Regions from separate parts of the Homo sapiens genome. Here region 1 is linked to region 2. Evidence: chromatin loops called from intact Hi-C (ENCODE). Cell type or tissue: dorsolateral prefrontal cortex. All regions are shown on one strand. Each heading gives the region's core, and the rest is flanking DNA. Links, peaks and the distances in the headings are about the cores only. Region 1 overlaps SNRPE (small nuclear ribonucleoprotein polypeptide E). Region 2 holds the start of LOC105371689 (a long non-coding RNA gene).

Evidence for each region. Peaks named below come from ENCODE experiments on the same cell type or tissue, not always from the same donor. Only the 100,000 strongest peaks of a DNase experiment are listed, where the experiment ranks them.
Region 1: it touches region 2 in a loop (4-fold over the local background); 8 of 110 quality-filtered maps call a loop at or near these places.

What each region holds. Positions count from the first base shown.
Region 1 is chr1:203,866,162-203,876,557 of GRCh38, forward strand. It overlaps SNRPE (small nuclear ribonucleoprotein polypeptide E), which reads left to right. Exons shown (of 5, transcript NM_003094.4): 5 at 3,716-4,991. The coding sequence ends at 3,771. It also overlaps the pseudogene KRT8P29. Among named protein-coding and RNA genes, the nearest start is that of SNRPE, 9.8 kb to the left of the region's middle. In dorsolateral prefrontal cortex, for the core only: CTCF peaks have their summits at 5,055 (motif pointing right) and 5,256; a DNase peak (open chromatin) is centred at 5,100; H3K27ac peaks cover 1,690 bases.
Region 2 is chr1:203,990,818-204,001,213 of GRCh38, forward strand. It overlaps LOC105371689 (a long non-coding RNA gene), which reads left to right and starts at 5,969. Exons shown (of 3, transcript XR_922443.4): 1 at 5,969-6,025. RefSeq lists an enhancer at 5,720-6,283. In dorsolateral prefrontal cortex, for the core only: no CTCF peak of the experiment used is centred there; DNase peaks (open chromatin) are centred at 5,484 and 6,134; H3K4me3 peaks cover 765 bases; H3K27ac peaks cover 1,814 bases.

The sequences.
Region 1 (10,396 bases), core at 641-8,640, 130 kb before region 2:
GCTGCTGGCCATCAGTCAATCATTAGCATACAAAAAGGCAACATCTTAGAGATTCTAAGGATTTTAGGAGTTGTATGGGATTGAAGACCAAGTAAATATTTTGCAGTATCACACCTTGGCTCTACGATATTATACTTGGGTTTTTATTTTTCACTTCTGGCTATTTTTCAGACTTATATATTCATTCTTGGGACCCAATCACTAAATGAGTTGCTCCAGGCTTGGTTCTAGGCCCTCCTGTCATTCAGTATTGTCTGCCTAGGCACTGGAGTACAGCTTCAGTTACCATCTATAAATACTGACTCCCAAATTTGTTTGTCTGGGCCTATTCACCATTTCTACTTGAATGTTTCAAAGGCTTCTTAAAGTCAGCATATCAGAAAGCAAACTCAATTCCAACTCACACTGTTTAGAGCTATTGTATTATTATTTCCTGCCTTATTGAATGGCACCAGTTTCCAGTTCAGCTTACTAATTGATTTCTCTGCAGCTACCTCCAGTTTGCTTTCCAGGCCTCACTCATCTTTTAAAAACACCAGTCTGAACATATGTCATCCCTTTGCTTGAAATACTGCAATGACTTCCTGTTGCTGTTAGGATAAAAAAAAATCTAATGATTCTGCAAATCTAATGATCTTCATGATCTAGTCTTATCTCCCTCTGCTCATCTCGTATCACTGCCTCACTTTCTGAGCTTTAGCAACACTTGTCTTATTTCAGTTCTTTGAATCTGCAGATTTGCCCAACCATTAATCTTTGTATATGATATTCCTTGTGTCTGTAGAGCTCAGATCAAATATCACTTCTTTTAAGACAGCGGTCCCCTAGGCCAGGTGCAGTGGCTCACACCTGTAATCCCAGCACTTTGGGAGGCCGAGGCGGGTGGATTACGAGGTCAGGAATTCAAGACCATCCTGGCTAACATGGTGAAACCCTGTCTTTCCTGAAAAAAAAAAAAAAAAAAAAAAATTAGCTGGGCATGGTGGCGGGTGCCTGTAGTTCCAGCTACTCGGGAGGCTGAGGCAGGAGAATGGCGCGAACCTGGGAGGCGGAGCTTGCAGTGAGCTGAGATCACGCCACTGCGCTCCAGCCTGGGCGACACAGCGAGACTCTGTCTCAAAAAAAAAAAAAAAAACAGTGGTCCCCAACCATTTTGGCACCAGGGACCGGTTTTGTGGAAGACAATTTTTCTGTGGACTGGGGTGTGGGGGATGGCTTTCGGATGATTCAGGCACATTACATTTATAGTGCACTTTATTATTATTACATTGTAATATATAATGAAATAATTATACAACTCACCATCATGTAGAATCAGTGGGAGCCCTGAGCCTGTTTTCCCACAACTAGACAGTCCCATCTGGGGGTGATGGGAGACAGTGACAGATCATCAGGCATTAGGTTCTCATAAGGAGTGCGCAACCTAGATCCCTCTTTGCCCGGTTCACAATAGGTTTTGCGCTCCTATGAGAATCTAAGGCTTCCACTGATATGACAGGAGGCAGAGCCCAGGCGGGAATACTAGTGATGGGGAGTGGCTGTAAATACAGATGAAGCTCCGCCACCTCGCCCACTGCTCACCTCTTGCTGTGTGACCCAGTTTCTAACAGGGACCAGGACTGGTACTGGTCTGTGGCCCAGGGGTTAGGAAGCCCTGCTCTAAAAAGTTCAAAGTTTAATTTGGTTTTGCTGGGGATGGGGGAAGGCGGGATTATGTGCTCCCTGAGTTTGTAGTAAAACCTTTATTATTGAAATTATTTTATTAGTGTCTCTCCTGTTATCAGATGCTTCACCGTAAGTGTATGAGTCATGCCTTTTTTGATCCCAGTGTGCTCAGTACCTAACTCAATGCCTGGCACATAATAGAAACTAAAAAATATTTGAACAATGAATGGTATTTCTTTCTTTTGTTTTTGGAGACAGAGTCTCTGTCGCTCAGGCTGGAGTGTAATGACGTGATTTTGGCTCACTGCAACCTCTGCCTCCCAGGTTCAAGCAATTCTCCTGCCTTAGACTCCCAAGTAGCTGGGACTACAGGCGTGTACCACCACGCCTGGCTGATTTTTTGTGTTTTAGTAGAGACGGGGTTTCACTGTGTTGCCCAGGCTGGTCTCTAACTTCTGAGCTCAGGCAATCCACCTGCCTCGGCCTCCCAAATGCTGGGATTACATGTGTGAGCCACTAAGCCTGGCAATGAATGGTATTTCTTAACCCAGTTAATGAATGGTCTTAGGATTCACGGTTTCATCAAGACACACTGAATCATTTCTGTTAACATCCCATTCACTTGAGGTTTATTTAGGCATTTTGTCTTTATTTGTTAAATGCTCACTAATACTTTTATCAGTGGTGGGTTTCAGGTGTCTCTCTTTCAGACCCTCAGGATTCTCTTCAACCTGAACTAGATATATGGAAAGTAGATTCTGAGAAGCAGTATGGTGTTTCGCTGGCTGCTTCCTGCTTAGACTATTTTTATGAAAGCCTGGGTTTTTTAGATTTATTGTTATTTATTTATTTATTTTTTTGGAGACGGAGTCTCACTCTGTCTCCCAGGCTTGAGTGCCATGGCACAATCTCAGCTCACTGCAACCTCCACCTCCTGGGTTCAAGCGATTCTCCTGCCTCAGCCTCCCAAGTAACTGGGATTACAGGGCATGCCACCACACCTGGCTAATTTTTTGTATTTTAGTAGAAGACGGGGTGTCACCGTGTTGTCCAGGCTGGTCTCGAATCCTAAGCTCAGGCATTCCACCCACCTTGGCCTCCCAAAGTGCTGGGATTATAGGTGTGAGCCACCATACCCAGCCGGGTTTTTTAGATTTAAAGATGTCTTGCCAGGACGGGCAAGCTTAGCCTTACTGAGGTCATATTATTCATAAATTATTTACCAACTGTTGAATTCCCATGGTAGTATTTATCCTGTAGAATAGAATGTTATTAATACCTGCAGAAGCCTGGGAAAGTAGAACAGTTTAATTACTGTTGGAGTTGATCAACGTGTCTCAAACCGTTCTACCAGTGAACACCAGTGTTCCTGAAGATGTTTATAAATTTCTCAGAAAAGTATTGTCTTAAATAACCTTAGGAAATTTTGGGTAAAACAGGTTTGTTTATTGTAGGATGGAGTCTTTTTTTTTTTTTTTTTTTTTTTTTTTTTTTTTTGGAGATGAATTTTGCTCTTGTTGCCCAGGCTGGAGTGCAATGGTGCCATCTTGGCTCACTGCAACCTCCGCCTCCCGGATTCAAGCAATTCTCCTGCCTCAGCCTCCCAAGTAGCTGGGATTACAGGCACGCGCCACCAGGCTCTGCTAATTTTGTATTTTTAGTAGAGATAGGGTGGAGTCTTTAATATACTAACAGCTTTAAGAATGGAGTTATAATATGCTGTATTTCCCAAACTTGACATACGACTCATTTCCAAACTTTTATTACAAATTCAGCATTGGGAAATGTTGTATGAGGCCTATTGAGTTGACTTAGTCCATAGAAATGATATTTGTCATGAAATGTCATCTACCTATGTTAGTCTCTTGAAAAGATAAATGTATTCTAATGGAGCCAGAAAGCCTTTCACTATATGGACACTTGAAAATGTTCACATATTTTTATAAGAAAGCATTTTCAAAATATTGTTCAAAAACTGGATACAAAATTCTGAGAGTAAAACATCTGAGTGTGTGGCTATTAATAGCTTTTTGTTGTTTTTGTGTTGCAGGTCGGATCATGCTAAAAGGAGATAATATTACTCTGCTACAAAGTGTCTCCAACTAGAAATGATCAATGAAGTGAGAAATTGTTGAGAAGGATACAGTTTGTTTTTAGATGTCCTTTGTCCAATGTGAACATTTATTCATATTGTTTTGATTACCCTCGTGTTACTACAAGATGGCAATAAATACTATGGGATTGTTTGTATTAAAAAATTTACATTGCTTCTTACTATTCAGCAGTAGAAACTTTTTACACAGTAACACCATTCGTTGCTGGTATTTAGTTTTCTGAAGGGTCGCAGTTGCCTTGAGCACTTGGTATTCGCAGAGCTTGGACCTGTAGATTTTGAGGCAGATTAGGAATTCTGCCTGATGGGTAAGCTTCCAGTATTGGGAGGTGGAGAAGGGGAGGGTTCAGAAAAATAAATAAGAGTTATTGCACTAACAAAAGTCTTCATCACTTGTAGTTCTGGATGCTGGAATACCAGAGTTTCTAACCTAAATATGTTGGGTACATTATTTAATGGGGTCAGTATTGCTCAACACTCTCATTGAGTCACTGTGAGGTCTTTGTGAATTTTATCGCTAAGATCAGAATGTGAGAAGTATTTGGATATAGGGAAAGAATGAAGTGCCTTTCAAGTACATTAAAAATCAGTTAAGAGTTTACAGGAAAGAGACTGAGATTGGTAATCTGAAAAGGACCACAAGCATAGCTGGTAGGCAAATTGTTAGGCAGAATAATGGTATGTTGGAGAAATACACCTGTCTCTTATTCTTATCTCTTAAGAATTTTGGTTCTTCCCCCAGTGATTGCTGGTTGAATTCTTATATGGACAGGTTTCCCTTCCCCCAGTATCGCACATGGTTCTAGTTAGAATCCTGTTAGATAGTGAGCATCTGCTGTTAGCTAGACACTGTTGAATCAATACAGTGAAACAGACAGGTAAGCAGGTGGTTTTAATGCCTCATTCTAAGTGCTATTTAAATTGGATCTTGAAAGATGAATAAGGCCTGCCTTAAGTTCTGCTAAAGGCCATGTTGTTATTAAGGACGGGTGAGGAAGGACCAAGAAGTCTGGCTCCTGCTTTTCTACATGCCTGTGAAGGAGACTTTTCATGAAACTGAATAAAAGAAATCCTTTCCGAGATAGAGGAGATTTGTAGGTGAATGCAGAAGTGTATCCAGCTTTGAACCATGCATTCCATCTATATTCCTCCTGTCTGAACTCATGCTCTTTTGATTATGTTTTGAAATAAAGGGCTGCATTAGTTCTTTTAACATTTGAGTTTGAAATTAATTAAACTGATCACAACATGCAAAGAAAACATTGGGCAGCAGAGGGAGTTACAGCCCTGAGACTGCTTCAGCCCTGCTGGTGAGAAGATTGAATTGAAGCTTTTTCAGAGCAGAGCAAAGACCTCCCTGCAGCTTTCTTGGCACCAGAATAGCTGGGAAGAAGGATAAAAGCCCAGAGGAGTATAATCTCTAAGAAAACCTGCTGGCTGCCTTTTCCATTTCCCTGTGTGGCCTTTCTGACCTGGCTGCCCTGTGGAAGCAGAGCTGTGCCTGCTGTGGCTTATTCTGAATGGATCAAGACATGGAAGGTTCTATTTTTGACAGAGCAAATGATGATAGTGAGAATTAAGGTACAGTGAACTCTTACAATTGAGCTCTGTATTTAGAAATCTCTGCTTGCTTTCCTGCTCTACTGGAGCCTGTGGTGTTTGCTTTTTAAGTTGTACTTTTCCACCATCTCTAGATTGTTTCTTCCAACCAGAATTTACGAGAGGCGTTGCTCTCTGCCTCGTTAAGGTTACTAAAACATCCTGCTGGGAAGCTGCTCTTGTTGGCAGCCCTGGGTTATGTCAGCTTTTCTGGAATGGCTGTTGGTTGCTGAGGGGGTCTTGATAGACACCCCTAACCCTCATAGCATTCTTGAAGCAGGGGGTGGGAGGAATAGAGAATCAGGCTCTGAAAGAAAAGTGGTGATGTGGGCCTGCTGTTCAATTAGTAGCAGGTAGGCAGAAGGAAAAGTTTGAAAATCATAGGATATTGTGCTTTGGGGTGCCAGCTCTTGCCATATCACACTTGTCAACAGTTTCAGGATTAGAGAGTGTACCTCTAATTTGGATTAAGGCATTATGGGCTGGGAAGTGTCATGGTGGGGTAAGCCTAATAGCATCTCAGGTTAACTGGATAACACAGGCATTTTCCTTAACTAAACTATCTACTCATTCATGCTTTTGTGAGGAATTGCTTGTTAGAACTTTATTGTTGAGACAGAGTCTTGCTCTGTTGCCCAGGCTGGAGTGCAATGGCACAATCACAGTTCACTGTGACCTTGACCTCCTGGGCTCAAGTGATTCTCCCACTTAAGCGCCCCGAGTAGCTGGGACCACAGGCACACACCACCAAGCCTGGCAGTTTTTTTGTTTTTTGTTTTTTTTAATGGCAGAGGTAGTTGAGGCTTTATTTTGGAAAAAACAAAAAACAAATTGTTTTATAGCTGGAGTCATGGGCCAGGGGGGTACCCCAGGCAATAAACTCCCTCCATGAGTGGGCTGAGAGCTAGGACTGAGCCTCTCTTAGGTGAGGCTATGTTCACTTCTGTTCCCTATGCTCCCCTGCACAGTGGCCTCTTCCACAGGCTCTGGGGCATCCACAGGAAGGGATGGGCTGGGAGGGGCTGCCATGGCCATTTACTTGGGCAGGACATCAGAGGACTTGGACACCAGCTTCCCATCTCGCGTCTCTATTTTCTTTACAACTACGGCACCTGGAGGAACCCTGGAGAAGCTGGTGCGGCTGAAGGAGCTAGAGCCCCTGCCAGAGCCAAAGCTGGAGCCTAGCCATAGATGAGGCCAGGGCTTGTGAGGCCCCATAGGCCAAGCTCAGTGCACCTGAGCAGCCATTGGTGGTCTTTATATATATACTTATGTTCGGCATCCCAGACTCCAGCCTGTTCTTGTTGCCCTCCAGCAGCTTCATGTAGGTGGCAACCTCTGTGTCCAGGGCCAGCTTGACATTCCTCAGCTCCTAGTATGCCTGCTTGGGGGTGGTGTCTTTTAAAAAAAAAAATTATTTTTAAATTTTTATTTATTTTTTTGAGACTGGGTTATAAGACTAGCTAATTTTTGTATTTTTGTTAGAGGACTTTGCTGTGTTGCCCAGGCTGGTCTCGAACTCCTGGCCTCAAACAATCCATCTGCCTCGGCCTCCCAAGGTACTGGGATTAACAGAGGTGAGCCACTGCAGCCAGCCGCATTGCTGTCCTTAATGGCGGCTCCCACGCTGCTTGGCATTCGTGATGGCAGCCTCCAGGGAAGTCTTCTGGCCTTTGAGGCTCTCAGTCTCAGCCTGGAGCCAGCTGATGTTCTGGTTCATTTCAGAGATTTTTGTCTTTGTGCGACACATCATCTTCATGCTTCCCAGCCAGTGTCTGCAGTTCCTCGTACTTGATCTGGTGTGTGTTCTCAGCCTGGCCCAGCTGTGGTTGGCAATCTCGTACTGGTCCTTGACCTCAGTGGTGATGCTGTCTGTGTCCGTGGAGTGGCTGTTGTCCATGGACAGGACCACAGATGTGTCCAAGATCTAGGACTGCAGCTCCTGGATCTCCTCTTCATACAGCTGCCTGATGAAATTGATCTCGTCAATCAGCCCTTCCATGCAAGACTCCAGCTCTACATTCTTCATGTAAGCTTTGTCCGTAAACTTCTTGATGAAGACAAATGCATTGTCCATCTCTGTACACTTATTGATCTCATCCTCATGCTTATTCTTGAAGTCCTCCAGCAGCCCCTCCATGTTGCCAAGCTCTGCCTCCAGCTTCAGCTGCTCCTGGCCCAGAATGTACAGCTGCTGCTGAAGGTTGTTGATGTAGCTCTCGAGCATGTTGTCCATGTTGCTCTGTGCCGTCTTCTGCTGCTACTGGAGGCTACACTTGCTCTGCAGCATCTTGTTCTGCTGCTCCAGGAGCTGTATCGTGTCAGTGATGGAGGCAAACTTATTGTTAAGAGTCTTGATCTGCTCTTTCTCCTGGGTACACATGGCCTGGATGTTCGGTTACACCTCCAGCTTAAGGGGGCTCAGCAGGCTCTGGTTCATCATGATGGCTGTGATGCTGCCCATTACCACTGGCCCTGCTATAGCCTCCACTCAGACCCAGGCCACCCCAGAAGCACTGCTGCTACCCACTTGGGAGAGCCTTGAGGAGCTAATGCAGCATTGGGCCTATTCATTTAGAAGCAGCTGCTGAAGACCCAGGGACCAGAGGTGGATACCTTGTAGGACTTCTGGGTCACCCTGATGAACATGGTAGAGGCAAGAGTGGAGGCAGATGGTCCAAACCAGGCAGAGATTTGAGAGGGAGTAGAGAAGCTACATCTAGGTATAATTTTTAATTTTTTTTTTTGTAAAGATGGGATCGCACCTTGTTGCCCAGGCTAGTCTCAAACTCCTGAGGTCAAGCAATCCTCCTGCTTTGGCCTCCCAAAGTGCTGGGATTACAGGTGTGAGCCACTGCGCTCAGCAAAACTTTATTTTTAAGGTAGCTTGAGAACTTAAGTCTATTAGTACCTGGAGATGAACTTAAAAGTTATATCCAATGGAATTATTAAAAATTTAAAAGTATTAGCTTAGTACATTTTTATGATCAAAATCCAAACAGTATATAGAAATAGAAAAAAAATTGCTCCTTTTCCTACTAGTATTCTCCTTAGATGAGCACTGTTAAGAGTTAGATACTTATCCTTCTAAACTTCATACTAATAGGTATAGGTTGTTTTGTTTATCATTTTGGTATTTTATTCCTTTTTTAAAAAATTAGTTTTACGTTGAGTGCAGTGGCTTACACCTGTAATTCCAGCACTTTGGGAGGCTGAGGCAGGAGGATCACATGAGTTTAGGAGTTCGAGACCAGCCTAGGCAACATGGTGAGACCCCATTTCTTTTTTTCTTTTTTTTTATTTTTGAGACGGAGTTTCGCTCTCTTTGCCCAGGCTGGAGTGCAATGGCATGATCTCGGCTCACCACAACCTCCACCTCCAGGGTTCAAGCAATTCTCCTGCCTCAGCCTCCCAAGTAGCTGGGATTACAGGCATGCACCACCATGCCTGGCTAAATTTTTTTGTAATTTTAGTAGAGATGGGGTTTCTCCATGTTGGTCAGGCTGGTCTCGAACTCCCAACCTCAGGTGGTCCACTGCCTCGGCCTCCTAAAAAGTGCTGGGATTACAGGTGTGAGCCACTGCGCCTGGCCTGTGAAACCCCATTTCTATAAAAAATAAATTTTAAAAAAGCCAGTTAGGGCTGTGGTCCCAGCTACTTCAGAGGTTGAGGCAGGAGGATTACTTGTGCCTAGGAGGTTGATAGAGGCTACAGTGAGCTACGTTTATGCCACTGCATTCCAGCCTGGGTGACAGTGAGACCCTGACTCAAAAGAATAAAAAATTGTTTTGAATTGTGGTAAAGTACACATATATTTACCATCTTAACCGTTTTTAAGTGTACAGTTCAGTAGTGTTAAGTATATTCACATTGTGCAACCAATCGCCAGAACTTTTCATCTTGCAGGACTGAAACTCTGTACCTATTAACTCTACATTTTCCCTAATCCCCTGGCAATCACCATTCTTCCTTTCTCTGATTTTTTCTGTTCTAAGTACTTAATATAATAGGATCACGCAGTATTTGTCTCTTTGTGACTGGCTTATTTTATTTAGCATAATGTCCTCAAGCTTCATTCATGTTATAGAAAACGTCAGAATTTTTTTTTCCGTTTTTTTGGGGGACCATGGGATGAAGACAGAGTCTCGCTCCGTCACCCAGGCTGGAGCGCAGTGATGCGATCTCGGTTCACTGCAACTTCCACCTCCCAGGTTCAAGTGATTCTCATGCCTCAGCCTCCTGTGTAGCTTGGACTACAGGTGTGTGCCACCATGCCTGGCTAATTTTTTCATACATTTAGTAGAGGCAAGGTTTCACTGTGTTAGCCAGGCTGGTCTTGGAACTCCTGGCCTCAAGTGATCCACCCGCCTCAGCCTTCCAAGTGCTGGGATTACAGGCGTGAGCCACCATGCCCAGCCTCTTTCTTTCTTTTTAAGGCTGAATAATATTCCATTGTATCCACATTTCACATTTTGTTTATTCGTCCATTGATGCACCATCTGGGTTGCTTCCATCTTTGCCTATAGTGAATAATATTGCTATGACCATGGGTATACAAACTTCTCTTTGAGAACATGCTTTCAGTTCTTTTGGATATATACCTAGAAGTAGAATTGCTAGATCATATGCTAATTTTGTTTTTAAATTTTTGAGGAACTGCCCTATTATTTTTCATAGCAGTTTCACCATTTCACATTTTCACTAGCAGTGGATAAGGGTTCCAGTTTCACCATATTTTTGCTGACACTTTCCTGGTTGTTTTGATAGCCACCATTCTAATGGGTATGAAATGGTATCATTGTGGTTTTGATTTGTATTTCCCTAACAATTAATTGATGTTAAGTATCTTTTCATGTTTATTGGCTATTCAGATGGAGAAGTGCCTATTCAAATCCTTTGCCCATTTTAAAACAGGTTATTTCGCTTTTAGTTGTTGAGTTGTAGGAGTTCTTTGTATATTTGGGATATTAACCTCTTATCAGATATGTGATGTTTTCTCCCATTCCATAGATTGCCTTT
Region 2 (10,396 bases), core at 1,635-9,634:
GGATCACTTGAGCCCAAGAATTCGAGGCTGTAATGAGATATAATCACATCACTACACTCCAGCCTGGGCAGCAAGAGTAAGATTCTGTCTCTAAAAAAAAAATTACAGATGTGTATGTGTTGCATTTTGATTCCTACATTTTCTCCTTCAGAATTCACTTTTCTTTTTGTTCAAACAGTTCTTTCAGTGAGAGTCTGTGATTAGTAAAATTTCAGAGTTTGTGCGTCTTACTGGGCATAGATTTTTACATTTAACATTATTTTATTTCAGCATTTTCAGGATTTTATTCCGTTGCCTTTTGGCATCTGCTTATGTATGAGAAAGTCGGGAATCAATCCGATTTTTTTTTTTTTTTGAGACAGGGTCTCACTCTGTCGCCCAGGCTGGAGTGCAGTGGCACAGTCACAGGTCACTGGAAGCCTCGATCTCCTGGGTTCAAGTGATCCTCCCACCTCAGCCTCCACAGTAGCTGGGACTACAGGCACACACCACCACATCTGGATAATTTTTAAATTTTTTGTAAGCCGGGCACGGTTATTCACACCTGTAATCCCAGCACTTTGGGAGGCTGAGGCGGGTGGATCACCTTAGGTCAGGACTTCAAGACCAGCCTAGCCAACATGACAAAACCCTGTCTCTACTAAAAGTACAAAAATTAGCCAGGCATGATGGTGGGTGCTTGTAATCCCAGCTACTTGGGAGGCTGAGGCAGGAGAATTGCTTGAACGTGGAAGGCGGAGGTTGCAGTGAGCTGAGATCTAGCCATTGCACTCCAGCCTGGGAAACAAGAATGAAACTCCATGGGAAAAAAAAAAAATTTTTTTTTGTGGAGACAGGCTCTCGCCATGTTGCCCAGAACTCCTGGGCTGAAGTGATCCTCCCTCCTCAGCCTCTCAAAGTGCTGGGATTACAGGCCTGAACCACCTCACCCAGCCCAATCTGATTCTTGTTTCTTGGTAAATAATCTGTCTTCCCTCTTTAGTAGCTTTTAAGATTTCCCTTTCTTGTTTTCAAGTGTGGCTATGAGTTTTTAAACCTATTCCCTCTCTCATTTTATGTGTTTGGAGAAGGAGGAGGTTTCAACTTTGCTCCACCTGCTGTCTTGACCCAGAACTTGGTTCCTGCATGACTAAATGGAGCAGACTTGCTTTGATGGCATATACTCATTATTTTGAATCATCCACTTTTGTGTAGTGTTGCAAAAACCTCATGCCCCTCAGGCCCTGATAAAGTTTATATACCTATTTGGATTTAAGTGTCATTAACATTGGTGAATGTCTGTGTTTTTTTTAGTTCTTGTGTCTTCTTCTTCTTTTTTTTTTTTTTTTTTTTTTTGAGGCAGTCTTGCTCTGTTGCCCAGGCTGGAGTGCAGTGGTGTAATCTTGGCTCACTGCAACCTCCTCCCTGGTTCAAGCGATTCTCCTGCCTCAGCCTCCCGAGTAGCTGGGATAACAGGCACCCACCACCAAGCCTGGCTAATTTTTGTATTTTTAGTAGAGATGGGGTTTCGCCATGTTGGCCAGGCTGCTCTCGAACTCCTGACCTCAAGCAATCCACCTGCCTCGGGCCTCCCAAATTGCTGGTATTACAGGCATGAGCCACCACGACTGGCCACTTGTGTCTTCTTTTAGAGTTTTTCCCCTTCTCTTCTTTCTGGCTGTAAGCTGCCACTTGATTCCAATGTCCATATACACATCTATAGCAATATTTTGCCTGTTGCTTGGGCTCTACGCTACTCAGAATGATTCCTCCTGCTTCACTGCACAGAACAGATGTACTGTCTCTATGTCTATAGCTCCTGCCTCCAAACTCAGCTTGTGACTTCACTTTCAAAACCCACAGGATTACTCACGTGCTCTAGCAAACAATGGAATATCTCTTATGATTCCTTTTCTTTTTCCAACTAGTTCAGCAAACAAAGAGATGATATAGAAATGTATTTCTTTATTGATAGAACTCATGTACTTCATTAGTGAGGCATTGTACTTGACTTCTAATAACAAAGGCCTAAATTAAAGGACTTAATCTAATAAAAGCTTTTCTCGCCCTGTATAAAAAACTTCAGAGGTATGCAATTTGAAGCTTGTATTGTGGGCTCCTCAGTCATCTGGGCTCAAGCACTTTCTGTTTTTCTGTTTGGCCTTCCTTAACACAAAAGTTTCAAACTCAGTGGCCCTTTGTGGTCACAAGATGGCTGCTGGAGATCCAGTGATCATGACCAGGTTCTATTTATTTATGTATTTATTTTTATTTTTATTTTTTTGGGATGAAGTCTCGCTCTGTCACCCAGGCTGGAGTGCAGTGGTGCGATCTCGGCTCACTGCAACCTCTGCCTCCCAGGTTCAAGCAATTCTTCTGCCTCAGCCTCCTGAGTAGCTGGGATTACAGGTGCATGCCACCAAGCCTGGCTAAGTTTTGTATTTTTAGTAGAGACTGGGTTTCACCATGTTGATCAGGCTGGTCTCGAACTCCTGACCTTGTGATCCACCTGCCTTGGGCTCCCAAAGTGCTGAGATTACAGGCATGAGCCAATGTGCCCTGCTGGTTCTTTTTATTTTTTAAGAGATGAGGTCTTGCTACGTGCCCAGGCTGGACTCAAACTCCTGGGCTCAAGCAGTGATCCTCTTACACGTGCCGCCATGCCTGGCTGATCATAACTACATTCCAGACAGGACAAAGAGGAAAGTGAGAAGGGTGAAAAGATATGCCTACCACCAGAGTTAGCCCCTTTTAAAGTTTCCAGATGCTCTACCTCTTCCACATATATTTCTTCGGCCATCTCTAGCTGTAAGGGAGATACTTTGTTATCTCACATAAATGGAATATATTTCTTTATGCCATTGCTTTTGATTAGTCTGCAGCCTATATTAGCTTACGTCCTTGTTCTCAGCCATATTCTAGTTAGATGAGATATGACTCAATTTTTTTTTTTTTGAGTTGGAGTCTTATTCTGTTCCCTAGGCTAGAGTGCAGTGGCATGATCATGGCTCACTGCAAGGCTGGGCGTGGTGGCTCACGCCTGTAATCTCAGCACTTTGGGAGGCCGAGGCGGGCGGATCACAAGGTCAGGAGTTCGAGAACAGCCTGGCTAACATAGTGAAATCCCATGTCTACTAAAAATACAAAAAAATTAGCCAGGCGTGGTGGCGGGCACCTTTAATCCTAGCTACTCAAGAGGCTGAGGCAGGAGAATCGCTTGAACCTGGGAGGCGGAGGTTGCAGTGAGCCGAGATTGTGCCACTGCACTCCAGCCAGGGTGACAGTGCGAGACTCTGTCTCAAAAAAAAAAAAAATTAATAATGGCTCACTGCAACTTGGAACCCCTGGGCTCAAGCAGTCCTTCCACCTCAGCTTCCTGTGTAGCTGGGATTACAGGTGCATGCCACCATGCCTGGCTAATTTTTAAGTGTTTTGTAGAGGTAAGGTCTTGCTATGTTGCCCTGGCTGGTCTTGAACTTCTGGCCTCAAGTGATCCTCCCACCTTTGGCCTCCCAAGTGCTGTACCAATTTTAAAAAGAAATGTAAATGTTTTTATTTTCATGGCCCTTGGCTGTTTTCAAAGATCATATCAATAACTGTAAAATGGATAAAACACTCACCATCAAAATCATTGAAGGTAGCTAACTTGAAATGCCATCCAGGAACCACTGTAGAATTGGCAACATTGACTCACACTCTTCTCAGTTAGTTCAATTCCACCTTTACTGGGTGCCTATAGCGCTGGCCAGGCACCAGTTACCTGTGGTGAATACAGGAACAATCAAGATTGCCCTGTCCTTGAAGAGTTCCATTTTAGTGCCTTACAAGTAACTGAAGGCAGCGGGAAGCCACCAGTGGTTTTACACAGAGCCAAAAAGTGATCACCTCTATATCTTTGAAAGACAGCTCAGACTACATACGGTGAGTGGGAAGAGTACAGAGGATTGAGGCAGGGGATTTTGTTCTAGAGGCCAAATATTGTTCTGCATTGCTGTGTCATTGCTGTCTGTTAATTGCACCCCACGTTCCGCACCACTTGCCTCATCTATCCCAGAATCTTATCCCTCACCTTTAGATTTTTCTCACCTCAAACCTTCAGTTCCATACCCACCCTACCAGAAGTTCAGGGATAGTCAAAGTGGCTTTCTGAGATCAAGAGTCCACAATGTCTTCATGAATCCATTCTTTGCACATTTACGAAGCTCTGCATATGCTCTGGGCTCTGCGCTATGGGCTAGAGTTGCAAAGGTGGATCAGACTCAATTCTTGCTTCCAAGGCAGGGACAAAGTTTTTTGCTTCTCTTTCTACTTGAAGAGTATTAAGAATCTAAACTGATCTTGGCTAGAGAAGGCAGATAGAGGAGACGGGTGGAGCAAGAATCAGAACAAAAAATGGGTAGCCTGGGATTGATAGCCATGAAATCAGGAGGGCAGATTTGTCCTCAGGGCCCAGTAGTACTTTTCTCTGAAGCCAGAGACGGCCTCCTTCCCTTCCTTTTTCCCTTCTTGCTCCTCTGGTCTCCTCACAGCCAAGCCTGGCTTCCATTCAAACTTTCCGGAAATCCCCTACCCAATTTCCAGCTTTTCAAACAATGACTCTCTGGAGAATATTCCCATTGTCCTTGGAATTAGAACAATGAGAGAGTAGAGCCTCCTCTCTGGCTTCAGACTACATCCCTGCTCCCAGCCAGCCTCCCACCAAAGTAAAAGCTTCCTCGACTCTCCAATCGCTGTTCCCATCTGTAGTGAGGCAGAAAGACAGGGGAAGTATAAGAAAAAGCATTTTCTACAAGTCAACCCAGCCCCTTAAGCACTACCTGGTGCCTTTCTTCTCCCAGCTAGAACTGAGAAGAATCTCTCTACAGGACTGGGATTGGACACCTGCCTATGCTCTGGGTTGGCAAGCAAGCTCCGGGTTTGACTGCTGTGTTTTCTAAATCTCTCTCTCTCTCTTTCTTTTCTTTTTTTTTCTGAGACATAGTCTTGCTCTGTCGCCCAGGCTGGAGTGCAGTGGCGCCATCTCAGCTCACTGCTGCAACCTCCGTCTCCCGGGTTCAAGCGATTCTCCCACCTCAGCCTCCTAAGTAGCTGAGATTACAAGCACCCACCACCATGCTGGGCTAATTTTTGTATTTTTAGTAGAGATGGGGTTTCATCATGTTGGCCAGGCTGGTCTCGAACTCTGGACCTCAAGTGATCCGCCTGTCTTGGTCTCCCAAAGTGCTGGGATTACAGGCGTGAGCCACCGTGCCAGCCTCTAAATCTCTTTTGATGCCTCAGTTTCCCCCCATCATTGAGGTGAGAGGACCCAGAGGCCATTCTGAAGGGATTGGCAGTCTAATTTTCCTCACTGCCTACTCCTCTTCCACTCCCTACTCTGACCCTAGGAGACTCCTGTCCCCTTTCTACCCAGTTCAGCCAAAAGCGCTGCTGGATGGGGAGGGTGCAGGCGGGGCTTTTCTTGCACCATCCTGGCGCCTGACTGGGTCAAGTTACTGGAGGCAGTCTGGATTTGAATGTGCAAATAAACAGAGGTTGCTTTGATCCTTGAGGCTGACAGGGAGGGGGAAGAAAACGGAGTGCCCTGGTCAGAGAAGTGCATGCTGGGCACTTGAAAGAGGGTTTGGGGGATGTGGAGCATGAGCTTGTCCTTATTCCTTTGACTGGACCAAAAACCTAATTTGTTAAAAAAAAAAAAAAATAGAGAGATCTTGAAAGAGTCAGGGACCCACATCAGACATTTCAGACCTCCTCTGGGAACCAAATATTCCAATGGCCTTTCTGCCTTGTCACCAGGAGGGGAGTGGGTTGCTTGAAGCCCACCCTCCCTCAAGGCTCTCTTGCCTTTGGGACATCTTGGGTGCCACTTGGGAGAAGGAGAAGCAGGATGGAACTATGAGGTGTGTGTGGTTCGGGGTGGGGCTGTAGGTTGGGAGGGGGTAGGGCCTATTGTCTCCCTGGGCACCAATCCACAGCCACAGGCAGGCTTAGAGACGGAGAGACAAAGGAGGGAATGGGAGAGCACAAAGGGAGCGGGAATGAAATGGTAAGTAAAGGCAAACAAAAGTGAGCCGGGGGAGACAAAAGCTGGGAACAATATTCCCCAGGCAATAGGCTCGGGAACAATAGGGACACTGACAGCCCCACAAAGACACCAGTGTCTCCAAGTAGACGTTATCTCAGGCAGTGGTTGGCAGCCCCACTCTGGCTGCAGCTATTTTCAGTGCCGCTTTTGTGCCATGCTGAACAATATTCCTTGCATGGCTGCTGATAGAAAGATGAGAAGGTTTCTGTTTGATTCTTCTCTTCCTTCCCTCCCCCCTCCCCTTTTTCCAGCCCCCACCAGCTCCAGGCAGTCTGAGCTCAAGTCTCTGGCCTGGTTAGGGGTGTGTGTGTGTGTGTGTGTGTGTGTGTGTGTGTGTGTGTGTGTGTGTTGGGAAGAGACCAAGTGGGGAGGGTCTCTATCTGGGCTTCCAGTTGCCCTCAATCTTATCAGGGCCTCCATGGAGGGAAGCTAGTAGAGTGGAGATTAGGGCTGGGCCAGTGGGGCTGAGAACTGAGGTGTGCGAGGAGGATCATCAGGGCAGTGGATTCTGCCCTTGCCCCAAATCACAAGACCAGCCTGAGTGAGTGACTATAAAAAGCCCTGCTTAGCAAAGGTTTTGCCTGTTGCTTGGCTATTCACATACATAATAGCCAAGGCCATAAGGGGTCCACCCTGTCATTCCACCCCTTCCTCCTTTGTGCCCACAAGTGTTCCCCACTCTACCCCCATAGCCACTGCTTTCTCCCATTCTTGTTTGTAGTTTTACCAGCCCCTTGACTAGCTCCCAACTTCCCTCCCCACCTCCGCCACTGCCAGATGAACCTAAGAGATCGGGGAAACTAGTCCTAGCTTGGGAAAAGACTGGTATGCACTGGCCCTTCCTTAGGCCTGATGGCCACTCCCACAGGGGTGTCCATGATCTTCATCCACAGTGCTGCTATTCCCCACCAAGTATCTCCCCTGTGTTCCTCCCTAGAGGAACTCTGACCCTAGAACATTGAGTCAGAGGTGTCCTTTCCCAGGGCCCCCTTGTGCATACGGCTGGTGTACTCTTAGTTTTCTCAGTATCTTAGCCCACTATGGCTGCCCCCGTGGGCTTAGATAAACTTTACAGTTTTTCGTCTAGCTGGTCTTCTTCTCCATATTACTATTCTATTCAGGTTATTTTGCTAGGTGGCTAAACTACTAAATTTCAGTTCTCTGACTTCCTCAAAAAAAAAGAGACCAAATTTCTTGGGAAGGCATTTATATAAAAATTTTGGCCAGGTGCTGTGGCTCACACCTGTAATCCCAGCACTTTGGGAGGCTGAGGCAGGCGGATCACGAGGTCAAGAGATCAAGACCATCCTGGCCAACATGGTGAAACCTCATCTCTACTAAAAATAACAAAAATTAGGCCGGGCATGGTGGTTCATGCCTGTAATCCCAGCACTTTGGGTGGCTGAGGCGGCCAGATCACGAGGTCAAGAGATCCAAACCATCCTGGCCAACATGATGAAACCCCTTCTCTACTAAAAACACAAAAATTAGCTGGGCGTGGTGGCATGCACCTGTAGTCCCAACTACTGGGGAGGCTGAGGCAGGAGAATCGCTTGAACCTGGGAGGCGGAAGTTGCAGTAAGCCGAGATCATGCCATTGCACTCCAGCCTGGATGACAGAGCCAGACTCCGTCTCAAAATAAATAAATAAATAAATAAAAATACAAAAATTAGCTGGGCATGGTGGCATGCACCTGTAGTCCCAGCTACTCAGGAGGCTGAGGAAGGAGAATCACTTTAACCTGGGAGGCAGAAGTTGCAGTGAGCCAAGATCACACCACTGCACTCCAGCCTGGCGACAGAGTGAGACTCCGTCTCAAAAAAAAAAATTTTCAAGCACAATGCTGTCCTGAGTCTAGACACTCAGGTTGACCCAGAAGGTTGAGTCATTGTGTAATCTGTGGGACTTGTGGCTATTTGTCCAGTGTTTTTTTTGTTTGTTTGTTTTTTTGTTTTTTTTTTTTCGAGATGGAGTCTCATTCTTGTTGCCCAGGCTGGAGTGCAATGGCATGATCTCAACTCGCTGCAACCTCTGCCTCCCAATTTCAAGTGATTATCCCACCTCAGCCTCCCGAGTAGCTGGGATTACAGGCACCTGCCACCATGCCCAGCTAATTTTTGTATTTTTAGTAGAGACGGGGTTTCACCATGTTGGCCAGGCTGGATATTTGTCCAGCTTTCTAAATATAAGTTCGCTTTTTGAAGGCAGAAAACACTTTCATACCTCTATTGGCTACTTCATGGCATCATGGTACACAATGAGTTCTTAATGAACACTTGCTGAATTGGACTGAATTTAGAGAATCAGAAGGGACCTTAAAGCTCATCTAATACCTTACTACTCAAAATGTTGTCTCTGGCTCAGCAGCATCAGCATCACCTGAGAACTTGATAGAAATGCAGAATCTCAGACTTCCTGAATCAGCATCTGCATTTTAACAAGCTCCCCAGGTAATCCATATGCTCCTGAAGACACAGACAACTGGTCTAGTACAGCTACTGCCTCCCTGCCTTCCCCAAACTACTACCTGTTTTATAACATTATCACCATCCATCACCTAGAATCTTAGAAACCATGAGCCAGACTAGGCCATCCAGCTGGCAACTACAGAAAGACCTCGGTGGACATGAGCTTACTATCTGTGGTAACAGTCAGTTCCATGGTTGGAATAAAATCATATGGAACAGAATTAAATTTGCATGAAACAGCCTTGGGAATGGGACTTTGCACTTAGTATATACTCAATCAAAGACTGTTGAGGAAAAGGTCTAAATAATCTATTATTACCTCTCTTGAATGATTACTATGATAGTTCATTTTATGTGTCAACTTGACTGGGACATGAGGTGCCCAGACATTTGGTCAAACATTATTCTGGGCATGCCTGTGGAAGCATTTCTGGATGAGATAAACATATGAATCAGAAGACTGAGTGAAGCAGATTCTCTTCCCTAATATGGGTAGGCCTTATTCAGTCAAAAGCCTGAATAGAACAAAAATGCTCAGTAAAAGGGAATTTTGTCTGTCTGACTGCTTGAGCTAGGATATTGGTCTTCTGCCTTTGGACTCTAATGGAAACATAAGCTCTTTGTGGGTCTCAATCTTGACTTTTGGACTTGAATTTACACCACTTGCTGTCTGGTTCTCAGGCCTTCAGACTTGGACTAGAACTACACCATTGCTGTCTTAGGTCTCTAGATTGCTGACTGCAGATTTTGCAAATTCTTAGCCTCGATAATCACATGAACCAATTCCCCTAATACCTCTTTCTTGCCCTGTTTCTCTCTCACATCACAGACACACACACACACACACACACACACACACACACTGTTTGTACTGTTTCCCTGGAGAACTCTGGCTGATACATTTTTTTGGTAGTGAGACATGAGGTAGTGCTGTAACAAATATCTAAACATGTAGAAGTGGCTTTGGAACTGGGTAATGGGTAGAAGCTGCAAGATTTTTGAAGTGCACACTAGAAACATAGATGTTAAGGGTAATTCTGGTGAAATGTCAGACAGAAATGAGGATCATGTTACTGGAAACTGGAGCAAAGGAAACCTGTTATAAAATGGTGAAGAAGACTGGGTGTGGTGGCTCACGCCTGTAATCCCAGCACTTTGGGAGGCTGAGGTGGGCAGATCACTTGAGGCCAGGAATTTGGGACCAAACTGGCCAACATGGTGAAACCTTGTCCATCTCTACTAAAAATACAAAAATTAGTGGAGTGAGGTAGCACACACCTGTAGTCCCAGCTACTTGGAAGGCTGAGGCATGAGAATTGCTTGAACCCAGAAGGCAGAGGTTGCAGTGAGCCAAGATGATACCACTGCACTCCAGCATGAGTGACAGAGAAAGACTCTGTATCAAAAACAAATAAATAAATAGAGTGGTGAAGAACTTGGTTAAAGAGGGTTTTGTGAAAAGTAGAACTTGTGAGCAATATAACTGGATATTTAGCCAAGGAGATTTCTAAGCAGAGTATTGAAGGAGCAACTTTGTTCCTCCTGACTGCTTACAGCAAAATGGGAAAGGAGAGAAATTAGTTGAAGAAGGAATTGTTAAGCATAAAGGAACCAGAAATAGAGGATTTGGGAAAGTCTATCCATACTGAAAAAAAAAAAAACAAGAAAGAAAAAAGAAAAAGCTTATTCTGAAAAGAAAACTGAAACTAAAACTATTTGATAAAGAGGTCATGAGTAAGACTCATAAACTTCATCAACCATCTTAGCAAAAGCCAGGAATAGAGATGGAATTATACCAGCAAAGACACTGACAGTTTGAACCAAATAAAGTGGAAAGAGAAAACAAGATGAAATGAAAGAAGG